Regions from separate parts of the Homo sapiens genome. Here region 2 is linked to region 1. A link is a loop called in an ENCODE intact Hi-C map of the cell type or tissue named here. Cell type or tissue: endothelial cell of umbilical vein. All regions are shown on one strand.

Region 1 (8,000 bases):
ACTGTGGTACATTCAGACAATGGAATATTATTCAGTGTTAAAAAGAACTGAACAATCAAGCCATGAGAAGATATGGTGAAACATTAAATGCATATCATTAAGTGAAAGAAGCTAATCTGAAAAGGCTGCATAATGTACGATTCCAATTATCTGACATTCTGGAAAAGGCAAAACTATGGAGACAGTAAAAAGATCAGTGGTTCCAGAATTTAGAGAGGAGAAAGGGATAAAGAGGCAAAGCACAGATGATTTTTAGGGCAGTGAAACCCTTCTGTATGATACTATAATGGTGAATATATATCATTATACATTTGACAAAACCCATAGAATGTTCTAAACTAGGAATGAAACCTAATATAAAAGATAAACTTTGGAGGATAACGTCTAATTATGTTTGATAACAAATGTATCAATTTGGTGTGTTTATCCATTCATTTACTAAGTGACATTTTTGTCAATTATGAATAAAGCTACAATAATGTCTACATCGAGTCTACTCTTAAAAAGTGAATGCAAAAAATACCATAAACAAAATCAAAGTCAAGAAATACAAGGTTAAGAAAAAACATCCCAAGTTTTAAGATAAGGCAAAAATATTGTTTGTTCTTTCAATATCACACTAAAACAATGTCTAACAAGCCCACCTTAGTGCCTGTGATTCTCCAGGACAATGTAACTTTCAATTGCTACTTTCTATTGATTAGGGTTATGACTGTAAAATTAGATAACTTTTAAAAATTGATGTTACTAATGATTTCTGTCTTGTAGAAAAAAAATTCTTCAAGACTATGCCTATACGTCTCTGTATAACATTAACAAGTTTTGTATTAAATTTAACAATCTAATTTCAGCATTATTTCTTTCACTGCAGTCTCTTGAATTCTTCCTTGGATCAGCTTCACTATGCTGTTGGTTCCCTTATTAGTGCATCAAATAAATCATTGATATGTCTTCACTATAAGTCTGTCTTAAACTTTTAAAAATTATATATTTTCCTCAAAGGGCTAAACACAGAATTTCTATATGATTCAGCAATTCCAATCCTAGGTATATACCCCCAAAAATTGAAAGCAGACACTCCAACAGATACACTTGTACACCCATGTTCATAGCAACATTATTTACAGCAGCCAAAAGCTGAAAATAACCCATGTCCATTAACAGATAAACAAATAACCAAAATTTGGTAGGTACATTCACACACAATGGAATATTATTTGGCCATAAAAAAGGAATGAAATTCTGACACATGTTACAGCATGCATGAACCTTCAAAACATTACCAAAAAAATATCAAGACTAAGAATAGGTTTGTTCAAAATTATTACTTAGAGCAGGAATACAGAACAAAAACAAAAACAAGAAACACAAAAATACCTGGGAGGGTAAGCACTTAAAGGGCTGGCTAGAAGACTGAAAAAGAAAAAAATCCTAAGAATGTGATTTCACTAAACCAAAAGAACAAAAGCTTTGTGATGGTCAACAGCAGTAAGTGCCACAGAAGGTCAAGTACAAAAACAAACAAACAAACAAAAACACTGACTACTTTCAGCAAATGAGGAAGCCACTGAAGATTACAGCAAAAACATTTTCGATACAGTGGTGTATCAAAAACAAAATTGCAGGGGATTAAGGAGTGAATGGAAGACAAAGTTCCCTTCCATATAAGATAGGGATAATAATCATACACTCACAACATAGAGTTTTAGGAAGAATTCAGTGAGATGTTATATGCAAAGTACATGAACTGCACCTGGAGATATTAGGTGCTAAAAAACTTTTTCATTTTATTAGGAAATATCCTTCATGTTGTTGTTATTCCTTTTTAATGCTTGTAGAGTGCTTAATATGCTTTTTTGCTTCAAAAAATTCTGCATATAGTGTAACATGTTTGGGTTTCTCTATACTGAGATGATCTACCTACAATTATTTTGAACAGTCATTCACCTCTAGATCTCAAATCTCAACACAGTGCTAACACACATTTTTTAGCATCTCCTAAACTCTTCTTGCTTTAAGCTGCACCATTGTCACCTCAATACACCACAAAAAAAAAGCTCAAATGGGTCTCTACCCCAATTATTTTGTTTAAATAGAATTCCATCAGAGTCATATTCCAATGAGCATCACCAAAACTGGAAATTGCCTACTTCACTGGTTCATTCAGTGTATCATCCTGATTATTATGTCTTATTTCATTATGAAAGTGCTTCAAAGATTCTTTTCTATTAGTTATGAGGCCATATAATACTATGATTCCACGCAAGTTCCAGCAAGCTTATGTATCTTTTAAGAATATTTCAAATTTTTACAATTTAAGTTAATAGTTTGTGTTGAACATTCATGAAAAGATAAAAGCTCATTAGTTACATGTTTTGGTTAGTGTTTTATGAGTATTTTCAAATAATTACTAGTTATTGGCATTTCAAATGCTTTATATTAAGATAACCATCTTTGAAACCTATTTATTTTCATTTTCAATTATTCAATCACAGTAATTATAGCTCTATCATTTATCTTGCAAGAAACAAATTCCCATCAGAAACAGACCTCTTTTATGAGTGGGAAATTACTTAATTGCTTTTAAAGCACTGGTGACAAATACTATTCATTGTTCATTCCAAATAACACACTATTAATCATTATCTGAAAAAATGGATGGTCTCCAAAAACTTTTAGAACCAATTAACACCCAAATTAAACCATTTCTTCAAGGCAATAAAACATTTCACAACAAGACACTATAATCGGTTAAGTTTCATAAATGATATTTTAATATTAAGAACTGTTTATATTTTGTAATGTTGTTAGAATAGCTCACATATATAATCTTTAATTCATTTGTTTTCTTTGCATTATGGCAAAAATTAGCATTCAAATAAATAAAAGAGATCAGCTCTTATAGCATCTGGCAGCATTATAATTAAAGTTCTGTCAATAGGGCTATTAAAAGCCTGGTTTGAAAAGGATTTAAAATTTAGCCTCAAGTCAGGTTAAAATTCCATATAAGAATTGCAAGTTACCCAAATGCCTGTAAAAACTCTTAGGTTATATAGTAGTGATTTTTCTCAATATATCATTTTTCAAGGTTTATAATTAAAGATTCTTCAATAAAACCTTATGGATAATTAATTTTTCTAGATCTATGTTCATAGTCCATTTCTATTAGGAGAGCCTGCTAGGTGGTGCTATGGTGCCACACTAGGCTGGAAACCCCATAAAGAATAGAGACCTGCTGAGGCTGAGTATAAAAAGCATCCAATACACTTCTATTAAATACAGGAATGAGGAAATGCCTTCTGTATCATGTTGACAGTTCAGTTCAGGAAGTTGTGTAGTATTATTCACACCATTAATTTTTTTCATATCCACTAATAACAATAATCAAATTACTAGAAAGAGAAAACAAAACTTGGACATTTTTCATCCTTCCACAATGCCTAATACAGTACTCTTACTTGTGAAATTTAATCACCAATGCTTCCAAATAATGTAACTTGAAGAAAAAAGGTAATGAGGAAAGTATCCATAACAAATTGTTGAGTTTCATGTACGTACACTAAAAAAAGGTAACTTTGACACAAAGGAATAAAGTATATTTTAACTACTAAAAACATATATATAGATATTTAAAAATTACATCCTTAATAGAATTAACCTTAATGAGTGAGAGGTTTAAGTAATTACTCAATAAAATACAACTGATTAGTCTGGCATTTTCATATATGGAAAAAGTTATGTTATAATCAGATAATCCTTCAGCTGGACTTGGGAGGAAGTTATATGCAATCAGATAAACCTCCAGCAGAATTCAGAAGGAAAAAAATTACTAACAAATGCTCATCAGCATATGTACTAGTTTCCAATTGCCACTGTAACAAAATTACCAAAAATAGTGGCTTCAAGCACCACACATTTAGTATCTTACAGTTCTGTAGCTTAGAAGACCAAAATCATGTTCACTGAGCTGAAGTCAATTGTTCTGTCTGAGGGGCTGGTTCCTTTGAAGCCTCTGAGGAATGAACCTCTTTCCTTTGGCTTCTTCAGCTCCTAGAGGTCACCTGCATTCCTTAAGTCATGGTCCCTTCCTTGCATGACAACTGCTTCATGCTTCCTGCATCACAGCTACTACCACTGACCCTGATCTTGCTGTCTCTGTCTTACAAGAACGCTATCAATTACACTGGTTCACTTGAAGAAACTGGGATACTCTCCCCCGATCTCCAAATATTTAATTTAATCACATCTGAAATGTCCTTTTTAACATATAAAACAGCATATCCACAGGTTTGAAAAGGATATAAAATTTAGCCTCTAGTGAGATTAGAAATTTCATATAAGAATTGTGATTACTGGTGATTATGACATGAACATCTTTAGGGGGCCATTATTCAGCCAACAACAGAGTGCAAACCCTGAAGATGAATAACATGAGAAAAATAAATATGAAATCAGTTTAATGTTTATGATTTTACATCTAAGATGTAAAATCTACTAAGATATGTGAAATAAAAAATGGGACAAATATGTCTAATATTATTCTACAGTAAATTCTATTATTCTATAGTACATGCTTTAAAATTAACAACAAAAACAAAATATAAATAGTAAACTGAGGCAAGTTTTAAGGAAAGCATTTTAAATCTAAATATAAAAATATATAAAATAAAATTGTTTTAAAACAACAAAGATGAGCAATTACCAAGAACTAGAATCAAGCATTTTTAGTGGATCCCAAATATGAATTTTTTTCTTGACAGTCACAGCTGTGTTTCCCAAAAGGAGTTGCAATCTATTATTAAAATAAACAAAAAGTCATGGAACAAAAAGGCATAGAAAGTCTGACAGGATCATGAATTATAGTGCAATAATAATTCAATATAATTACAAAGGATGCCTAAACTAAAGAAAGAAAATAGATTGTATAAACAGGCTTTTATTTCCATGAAAGAGCTCTTATGTATTTCTGATAAGTCAAAGTGCCAGTGTATAGATTATGACAATACACGATAATACCCAGTTTTCCCTACATAAGTTCGATAGGTCACATTTTCAATTATGAAAATCCTGCTGATTAAAGCCAAAGTTAGGAACTGAATGGAAACTCAACAAATATTGTAAGCATAACTGTAGAACAGATGTCACCTAGCCCCTAACAAATCATTCTTCTCACTGTTTTGAATACTCTTATTTCAGTTGTCACAAGCAGTAGCACATAAACTGGTAGAACTAGAACTGACTGTTCCAGCAACTTCAAATTGGGATGATAACATTTATTTGACAATTTTGGTGATGCTACTGTTAATGTTGGTAAATACCACTTATAGTATTGATAATGATACCTTACAAAAATGTAAGGTAGCAAAATACAAATGAGCACACAGACATGAGAAATAGGAACTATAAAGCTTCACAATGAGGCCATAAAACAGGCTGAAGCAGCGTATAACCACAGAGATATGGAAGACCTTAAGGAATATTAATAAGGCTGTAATTTTTCCTCCACTATACAATTATGGTTTATGAATAATGTGAGGTGACTTCTAGTTTAGCCAGCAACATTTAGCATCTAAATTTAGAGAAAAAAAGCAAAAACAAATTTTTTCCAAATAGAATTGGTTAAAATTTCCTGACAATAACATTAATGCCAATAACTTTGCTTGCTTCCTTGTTTGATAATCAACATTATCCACTGATGAAATGGGCTGCCCCTCTTCCTTTAAAAGTTGCCCTCCATCTTTCTGACACCTGACTCGTGGCTATTCATGTTATATCTACTCCCAGGCTCTGTGTTCTGCATTGTGCTTTCTTTAATAAGCACTATCTGCTGAAGTAGAATGGTTTGAATTTCAGAGGAAAGCACAGAGCAATACTGAAGCTTTTTAAATGTTAAGACTTCCTTTGGCATGATCTCAGCTCACTGCAACCTCCACCTCCTGGATTCAAGTGATTCTCCAGCCTCAGCCTCCCAAGTAGCTGGGATTACTGGTGTGCACCACCATGCCCAGCTAATTTATTTATTTATTTATTTTGTATTTTTAGTACAGACGGGGTTCACAGTGTCGGCCAGGCTGGTCTTATACTCCTGACCTCAAGTGATCCACCTGCCTCAGCTTCCCAAGTTGCTAGGATTACAGACATGAGCCACTGTGCCTGGCCAGGAATTCCTTTATTTTTGTACATCCTTGTAGGGGAGATTTCTAGGAGGCTAGTAATAGACAAAGCCACACATATACAGTAGGACTGCTAATACAATTAGAAATAATTCAGTTTTTAGGATAATATACTACTGTGAAATTTTAAATTAATTTGCTAATGTATGACAACCAAAAAGTCATCATCACTGGCATAGTGGTTGCTATGCCAGTCAAAATACCGTTGTTTTAATTTTGTAACTTATTCCCTCCCTTTAGTAACACAGCAAGGACACAACAGACTCAAACACAAGCCTGTTGGATGACACAACTCACACACAGCCCACCATTATATTGCCATGAATGTGCATCTTATATATAGACAAATCTAATACTCTCTGCTTTCTCAAACTCTTGTTTTGGGGAACTTTTTTTGTTTATTTTTATTATTTTTGTTTGTTTTGAAGAAGTATCCTCTCATAACATAACTCCTGTCCAGACATGTATACCCTTTTGGGTTACACTTCTGTGTTATCACTATTATTTTCTGACCATTGTTTATAACAAATTATGAAGAAATGAAGTGTTGTCTAGATGAATTTTTTCTTTTGAAAGATATTTTAATGTCATTTATGTATCTATAATGACTTATGCTTTCCTAACTATTAAACAACAAGGTATTACAGCATTTGCCTTGAGAAGACTGAGCAAATATATGAAATATGACTGTAAAATGATATATGTGTACAATTCTACTTTATAAAGGTATATAAAATAAATATTGCTGGAAGCAAAAAAGAATAATTATGATAAAATGGAATATTTACATCTATTTAATGAGTGTAGTTCTGATCTTAAACATTTAGGCATGTCGGTCAATATAAAGTGAAGGGCAGATTGGTTTTCATCCAGGCTATATGATCAAAGAAATAATGAATATAAATAATTTGACTCCTTTAGATAAAGGTTTTCAAAGTTTTCAAAATTACACTCTGTAGTAACGACATTATTCAGTCTGTTATTAAGCCATCTAAATGCTCAACATTAATCTACTGTTTAAATTTGTTCCACCAACCATTTTACTTAACTAAGCAAATAGCAATTTTATTTGTTCATTTATTCACTCACTATTGGCTAATATAAAAATATTTATTTATGTGTTCACCATTGAGTGCCTAATGTCTTCTGTATTTTATGGAAAAATGAGTAAGTAGAATACATTATTGCTAATTTTATGAGTTTATAGTCCATTAGAGAATAAAAGGAATACACACAAAAATAATTTAATTACAGTATAGAAGCTATTAAAGTAACAGACAAATAATAGAGATGAAAAACCTAGATTGAAAAGAGTGCACAAAGTGAGTGAGAATAGCCATGAAAATTTCTGTTTAGAAGAGAAGAAGATCAAGAATAAAAAGCAAGGGTAAAGACTCCATGGTGAGAATTTATTGAATCTGGTACCGAGGATAAGTTATTCTTGGCTAACTACTGGGATGGGTCTGTGCAGATGAGTGAGAGGATATTAGAAATGATGAAATATTTTATCATAATCATCAAAACTCTGTAAGAATTTATTTAAATATTACATGCTCCCTGGTATTTTCAACTCAATACAGTCTAGTAACTACTGATGAGACCTACCAGAATTCCTTCCTGATAGTTGGAAGGAATTCAGTATTTATTACAAAATAGATACATTAATGATACCTACTGAGCTATGACATATGCAAAGAAGAAAAAAAGATCCTTGCATTAGCTGACCTAAAACTCTCTTGGATCTGATCACAGGGGCATGCAAGATAAAGAGTGGGGATGTTTCCTATAAGACGCAATATCTTCATAGCTGTGTTTCTGTATTAGTGT
Region 2 (8,000 bases), 52 kb after region 1:
ATTGAGATGTGGGCTTAACAGGTATATGTTGGGTCTTCCACTTGAAGATGTCATATTCATCAGAAGAGAACTCTTATTGTTATACTCTTTATCTACTAAATTTAACTTTGAAAATCTGTCTTAAATAACTATACACACCGTAAGTATATACAGTCTACACATAAGGCTATTTAATAATGTAGTTGTGAAAAGAGAATGTCCTCTAAAATACTCTCGTAATATATATGGTAGTTATAAGATTTGCTGTTGCCATCTTCAGAATAATTTGATTATGACATTTGATGTAGGATGGGGGGTGGGTGTACTGGGAGAACAGGAGCCTTATCAGCTTGCTCAGATACAGAAACCCAAGATGGCTTGATTCCATACATAGAATTACGGTGACTATATGACATAGACAACAGTTTGTGTTAATGTCCCAACATTCATCAAAGAAAAGGTAATAGAAAGAATATCTAAAACACAAAGAAGTGTCCTTTCGCTTAGGAATACTAAGGCCTGACAATGTCCAGTTCCCTAAAATGCTAATCTCCAGCTTGTGGCACAAAAACAGTAACAGTGAAGAGTTGAGATGGTTGTAGATTGTGGTTATTCCTGAACCTGCCTCCATTGTTCCCAGCTGATATCCAGCTGGGCAGATGGCCAAGGAGGGACACACAAACATAATTCAGGGCCATTGTGTCATATACCCAGAAATTTGGCCCTGACATCAGAATATGCTGCAGCACTAGAATAAGCAGGACTATTAAGGGTGAAAATCAGGAAATATCCCTTCACATGGAGCTGAATTTAATGCTAGACATTACGTGGATCATGATACTCTCTCCAGAATTTTACTCTCACAAATTCATACAAACACCTATTACAAAATACCAATTCTAGTGTCCTTTCTTTACAAAATATACTTCCCAAAATGTACCTCATCTCTTATGGAACATCTGTAAAACCATAATAATCTCTATTTAAATAATAATGATGCTGGAATAAAATGTTATCTATGATCAATATTACATTTGAGAAATATTAATTGAAGATGACCTGTAATAGAAAATTAACTTTTATTCCAAATCACTGCATATATTGCATTATTACCTAAAAGCACGTTATATTTTGAGAAAGTTGTTTACTTATATACTGTACAATTGCTCTATTTTACTTTCATTGACCAGTAATGTTAATCTTTCCTATTAAAAAAAAGACTTGGCCAGGTGCGGTGAACCACGCCTGTAATCCCAGCACTTTGGGATGCCAAGGCGAGCAGATCACCCAGGGTCAGGAGTTGGAGACCAGACAGGTCAACATGGTGAAATCCTGTCTCTACTAAAAAATACAAAAATTAGCTGGGCGTGGTGGTGGGCACCTGTAATCCCAGCTACTTGGGAGGCTGAGGCAGGAGAATTGCTTGAACCCGGGAGGTAGAGGTTGCAGTGAGTAGATAATTGTGCCACTGCACTCCAGCCTGGGTGACAGAAAGAGACTTCATCTAAAAAAAATAAACAAGACTCCACACCACAAAACTTTGTCTTTTGTGGGGGATGTGTTGGATTTAGAATTTGTGTTTTCAAGTAATTTCAAATTTAATGACCTGCTTTCTACAAAATATCCTAATCTCCTAATATAACCTATTTACAATTACTAAATTAGAAAATTGATCTATCATATGAATTTCCTTTTGCCATGCATACATATGAACTGACCTTAAGATCACAGTTACCTATCTGACTTTTAAATAAAATATTATTAAATATTTTAGGGTTTTTTTAAAAAAAAACTTTTTGAACTGGTATTTGCTCAAAACACAGTATATCAGTATCCAATTAAAGTTGCACAGCACATTTAGCATAAGAAAAAAATAGTGACTTTTTCTACTTTTGTAAACAGTGTATAAAAATTATATAAACCCATGGCATGATTTAAAAAAAGAAAACTATAAAACCACCTTGAACATTGGGAATTAATTCTTACATTCTAAACCTCTCCTCACCCTATCATTTTCTGTCTCTGTAACAGATGGATATACATTCCGATATGAAAAGTTTTGTTGATGTGTGTCTTCATAAACCACCTTACTTTTATAAAACACGCAATAACATTTCTCCATATAAGAATATAAGACATGAAGAACATACGATGGGCATAGATACTGCTTCTTTTTCCCCTTCCCTTTCTTTGAAGACTTTTCCTTAGAATAGGCTTCTTCCACCCACAAGGAAATTAAAATTAAAAAGGCAGTTGTCAATAAAAACTTCATCTTGAAAACTTGAATTTCAGAAGATCGATCTACAAGAGAGAACAAGAAAATGTTTACATTTATGAAGAAAATGATAACTATATGACTGTCCCTTTAAAGAGTATAAGCATTACTACCCAAAGGGCAAGTACATTTGTACATCAAATCCTCATTGCTCAGTCCTATGTGGTAATACTTCACAACATATTTAGTATTTTTTATATAGTAGTTGTAAAGTCTTTTTTATATAGCAGTAAAAGTCAGTTTAAATAATGGCACATAGAAAACAAGACCGCCAACGAGATATAATAGGTTACTGTATAAAATTTCTGATTCTATAGCTACACAAAATTATAAATTGATATTGAATTGCACAGTATATCAAAAATATGTTCAGAAAGATATCTGGAAGCATGGTTTAACACAGCGTTAAAATGATTATCTTCGGCTAGTACTTTGGAAGTATCTTTTTCTTTTTAAATTTTTATATTGTTTGAAGTTCTTATGTATATTTTTTCAAAAATAATGTATTTTAAAGAAAAAGAAATTCTAAGTATTAAAAAAGACAGATAAAAGAAAAAGTTAATATCAAAGAGTTCCACATTCAAAATTCATTGCTTTTTTTATTTAAACACATTACATTGGCAAGCTACCTTTTTGCCCCAAAAAGGTGCCTCTTAAGTTAGCTTTAAAGCTTTCTTACTTATTTGCTACTAACATTTGTCATCAAAAAGATTACTTCAGAAATTCTACAACAAGAAATAAAACAAGTGTTGTTACATTTTTTTCAAATTATCGTCCTAGCCATATTTTAATAACATTTTCATGCTCAAATCAGAACCATATTCTTGCCAGAGATTCTGATAAATAAAAAATAATTAAGCCTCTACCTACACTAGAGAAGTTCAAACTCTTCTGCAACCTTCATTTCCAAACCATAAATTGTTTCTCTTTCATTGTTTTCCGCAGAGTAAAAGACCTGTCATATTCTTCAACGCTAACTTAATTCCCATCTCACCCTCAGAAATTTGCTTCTCCTTATGTCATGTTTTTCATCTTCCCCCCCCCCCCCCAGGATTCTTCCCCCCATATTTATCTTTTACACACACTCCAGGCAAGCCAGAGGGGCTTCTCCCTGGGTACTTTAAATTGAAGACAACAGAGGGGGCTCATCAGACCAACAGCAACAACACAAGGTTCTCCTCTGGCAACTTCACAACATTGGACGCTCCCTTCCCCCATCCGACAGCGGCACCTGCTTCCAGACACCTTGCCCACAGCAGCAGGTACTTCTCCCACTTTCACATCCTTGCCCCCGCAAAAAGGAGGGCCGAGCCCCCCTAACGCTTCGAAAAACAGAGAAATTCACCACTCTGCTCTGTCCTCACCCCCAATCTTTCAAGGGGGACAGCTGCATTGACTGGAGGATCCTCATAAACAAAACAACGCAAGGAGCCCTCCTGGCCAACCTTGCGTTTCCTAATTACCCCGGCCCTCTGCATCTCTCCACCCGGAGCGTCTCCGCGGGCGCCACCGCAGCGGGGACCCGGCTGCCGCTGCCAGGCGCCCCGCGCCCCTCTCCCGCGCAGGGCAGCGCGCGTCCTCCCGGGCACGCCGCAGTGCTCCTCGCGCTCCGCCGCCCCGGGCTTGACCCGCTGTTTCCGCAAAGGCGTCTATTCCCGTCCTCAGACCACCGTCGCCGCCCCAACCCGCGTCCCCTCCTCCTAAGTGGAGCTCCTGGCACTTACCCGGAGGCGCCCCTGCCCACAATCGCCGGGCGAGATCGTGGAGGCTCCGGGCCCAGGTGGCAGTGGCTGCTAAGGGTGCAGCGGGCGCCGAGCGGGGGCAGCTGCGTCCCAGCCGCCCGCGCCACCGCCGAGCTCGGCTGACGCGCCTGCTCGGGCCGCGGAGCCTGCGCCGTGGCGCGCCGCGGTCGGGGCCGCAGCGGGGACAGCGCGGGCCGCGGGGGAACCTGGCGACCGCGGGCGGGGGAGGGAAGAGGTGTCCCGACAGAGCAACGTCACGGCATCGTCCCCTTCAGGCATTGGAGGGGTTACCGAGCAGAAATGTGTACCCCCCTCACTCCTTAGGGGACTAAAGGAGTTGGGGACGAAGGGCGGGAATGATAGTGTCGGTACAAAAAGAAAAAACCTTTCAAGGAGCTGGGATTGCTTGGGGTCAGCTTTTGACCACTAGCAACAAACAACAGAGCAACAAATGACCTTCTTGGGTCAAAGCGAACAAAACACATTTTCTGTCATTTCACCATTTGCCTGGAACCCAGACATCCAGCTTAATCTCCGGGTCTTCCAATTTCTAAAAGCCTGAACTTTCTGAGCAAGCTTAAATTGGTCAAAATTACTGACAATATAGTCATACAGGTAATACTATGTTTAACATCTGTTACATAATTAACATGTGTACAGAACTTGACAGTTGCAAAACACCTTTCACTCGCCTTATCTCATGTGGCCCTCACCACATTCCTGGGCAAGTTTTGTCATCCCCTTCTGTAGATGAAGAATCTGAAACTCAGTTATATTAAGAGATTTACTTAGAGTTACAGATCTTGAAAGAAATTTACCAGAGATTCAAAATTAGTGATTTTTGCATATCTGAACCAGACAGGGTCTCTGCCTTATAAGAGCAAAATACTGTTGTCCTCATCCTTGTGAAGAAGTAGCCCTTACTTGGATATGCAGCCCTTAGATAACAGATAAGGCTATCCTATTACCTCTTGAATGTATGCCTGATTGATTTTTTTTAATTGTTATTTTTTAAGCAACAGGAGCTCACTTTGTTGCCCAGGCTGGAGTGCAGAGGCACAGTCATCGCTCACCGCAGTCTTGAACTTCTGGGCAATCAAGAGATCCTCTTGTCTCGGTCTCCCTAGTAGAGTAGCTGGAACAACAGACAGGCCATTGCGCTCCACTAATTATTATTATTATTTTTTAAGAGACAGCATCTCTGGCTTTGTTGTCCAGGATGGTCTCCAACTCTGGCCTGAAGCCATCCGCCTGCCTTAGCCTCCCAAGCTGGGGGGCTTACAGGCTTGAGCCACCCCACCCCACTGCACCAGGTCCTGATGGATTTTTTTTATTAAAAAAGCATTGTCTCAAGTGAGCATCACTTAGCATTGTATTGTGGACCCACAGATGTATCCACTAATAAATTTTTCCACCCGCAGCATATGGAGGGAAGGAATATTTCCTGCATATAACCGTGTTCCATAAGCTTCATGAGATATTCTGCTGCCTAAGAGTAGTGATCATTAATAAGTGATCATTACCTTATTTACATTACAAAATGATCATTATTCAAAGAGCTGTACTGTTTGAAGACCCCCCCGCCAAAGTGGATCAGGATATAACTTTGGATTTTAATGCTTTATTAGAGAGAACTATATTGATAATATACGTTTCATAAGATATAACTTTTGGTGAATAGGTCATATGAAGAATGATAAAGGAATTAGTTTTCATGCAGCCAGGGGAGTTTAGAAGTTGGCGAAAACCTTACACTTAGTTTTCAATTAATCAAGAAATTATTAAGAGTTTAGAATAATAGGAATTCCGATTCCTGTAATAAAATGAACATCTTTTATTTACAAACTCTAATGTCCACATTTGGAAGAACTATGCTGAAAATACCTACAACAGACTTGCTCACCTTCCCTAGTATTGTTTCTGTGCCATCCATGGATGTTATATTGGAGAATTAGGTTATTCAGAAGAAAAGCAAGTCCAGCAGGTTGGATGGGTTTGTAGGGTTTTGGCCCAAAGGTTAAGAAATATAGTTGATGCCCTAAAAGCACTTCTTCTAGCCTGTAAAATGGTCAAGTTCAGAATTCTGAAAATTTTTTTCTATGAAAGTGATCTGCTTACCTATATTTCTATAACTTTTATATCATAGTGTGAAAAGGGATGCTTCTAAATAATGTCATGAAATAACCTATTTTCCCCAATTCTGTCAAGTGTTGATCTACTTTTCTCTATTTATTTCTATCAATATTCACTCCTTTAGTAATTTCATCTGGTCACAAGGTTTTAAACACCATGTTGATAGCTCCCATATGTACTTCTCCTGACTAGACATCTCTCCAGAACTCCAGACTCATCTATCTAACTGCCTTTTCAACATTTCAACTTGCGTATTTAATAAACATGTCAAACTCAGTGTGTCCCAAACTGAGCTATGGTTCTCCCTAAAATCTGCCCCACATTCAGCCTTCTCCTTCTCAGTTCACGGCAACCTCATCCTTAGGGTTGGTCAGGCTAAAAATCATGAAGTTGTTCTTGATTCCGCTCTTTTTCTCACACCTCACAACCAAATCTCTGAGGAAATCCTGTTTACTCTCAAATGACAACAGGAATTCAGCTACTTCTTATGATTTTTACTGCAGCCAACCTAGACTCAGTGACTTTCATCTCTACGTTAGATTACTATAATAGCACTTTAGCTACTCACCCTGCCTCTATCATTGTCCTCTCCTACCCTTGAGTAATCTCAAAACAGTAGCCAGAGTGATCCCTTTAAAACATGTCATAGGTCATATTGTGTCATTCCTCAACTCAACACCCAGCAGTTAGTCCCCATTTTATAAACCAGTGTTTACAATGGTCTACAAACCTTCAATTGTTATGCATCTCCTCCCCCTAACTCTGACTTCTTCTCTCCTAATGGCTCGCTCTCTTTCAGCCCTGCTGATCTTGCTGCTTCTCCAACATGCCAAAGCCAGGTATGGTCCCATCTTAGGTTATTGGCTCCTCTGTCTAAAATGCTTTCCCCCCAGACCACCACATGACTGACTCCCTCATATCTTCAACATCAACCCAGATGTCACCGTCTCACAGAGATTTATCCAATGTTATTTAAAAGTGCAAACCATCTCCCATCCAAAGATTTCCAATCCCCCTTTGCCTGCTTTTCTTTTTGTTTTCATAGTACTTATTACCTCCCAACTCATCATACAATATACTTACAGTTTGTGGCCTCTGTTTCCTTGCTAAAATGTAGGCTTCATGAAGGCAGAGATTTGTATCTATTTTTGTCCATTGATGTTGCCCACACACCTAGAATAGTGTTGAATGAATGTGTAAATCTTGGCCTCATTTATTAATTTCTTCAAATTTCATGTTTCTTTATTAGTAAAATGAAAATGACAATGCATAATTTGCAGGATTGTACCAAGAAATAAACAGGTTAATTGACGTTAAAAATCTGCTGCAGAGAAGAAAAGTCACAAAGAATTAACCTCCCCTATTTTTGCTTGTTTTTATTTGCTTAATGGAATGATAGAATTTTGTTGTGGCTGTTTTTTTTTTAATTATTTTTAATTTTTGTGGGTACATGCATTTTTTGCTTACTGGGACCCTGTTATCCATTTCTTTCTTGTACGTCTACACTGAGAACATTTTGTAGGCCTACATCTAAACACTAAAAACCTTCTAACCTTCTTTTCTTTCTTTTTTCTTTTTTTTTTTCTTTTTGAAACAGGGTCTGGCTCTGTCGCCCCGGTTGGAGTACAGTGGCATGATCTTGATTCACTGCAACCTCCTCCTCTCATGCTCAAGCAAACTTCCTACCTCAGACTCCTGGGTAGCTAAGGACTCTATTTTCTATGCATCCATCTTCACCTGGCCTATAATATATTTATTTTATTTGACTTGATAATAAAACCTAAATACAGCCCTAAATATCTTCTGTTATACTAAGAAATCAAACTTTGGATACAGAGAGAGTATTCTCACCAAATCATTTTTTGTGTGTG

The links. Hi-C counts contacts between places; a loop is a spot of excess contacts. Peaks named below come from ENCODE experiments on the same cell type or tissue, not always from the same donor. Only the 100,000 strongest peaks of a DNase experiment are listed, where the experiment ranks them.
Region 2: a loop joins it to region 1, with 5 times the contacts of the local background. A loop is called at or near these places in 3 of 110 quality-filtered maps.

What each region holds. Positions count from the first base shown.
Region 1 is chr4:157,123,811-157,131,810 of GRCh38, reverse strand. The region is part of intron 4 of GLRB (glycine receptor beta); the gene reads right to left. Among named protein-coding and RNA genes, the nearest start is that of GLRB, 52 kb to the right of the region's middle. In endothelial cell of umbilical vein, a CTCF peak has its summit at 3,189; a DNase peak (open chromatin) is centred at 3,240.
Region 2 is chr4:157,072,276-157,080,275 of GRCh38, reverse strand. GLRB (glycine receptor beta) reads right to left here and starts at 4,126. Exons shown (of 10, transcript NM_000824.5): 1 at 3,979-4,126; 2 at 2,130-2,280. The coding sequence starts at 2,251. RefSeq lists a silencer at 6,725-7,019. In endothelial cell of umbilical vein, no CTCF peak of the experiment used is centred here; a DNase peak (open chromatin) is centred at 3,955; H3K4me3 peaks cover 1,137 bases.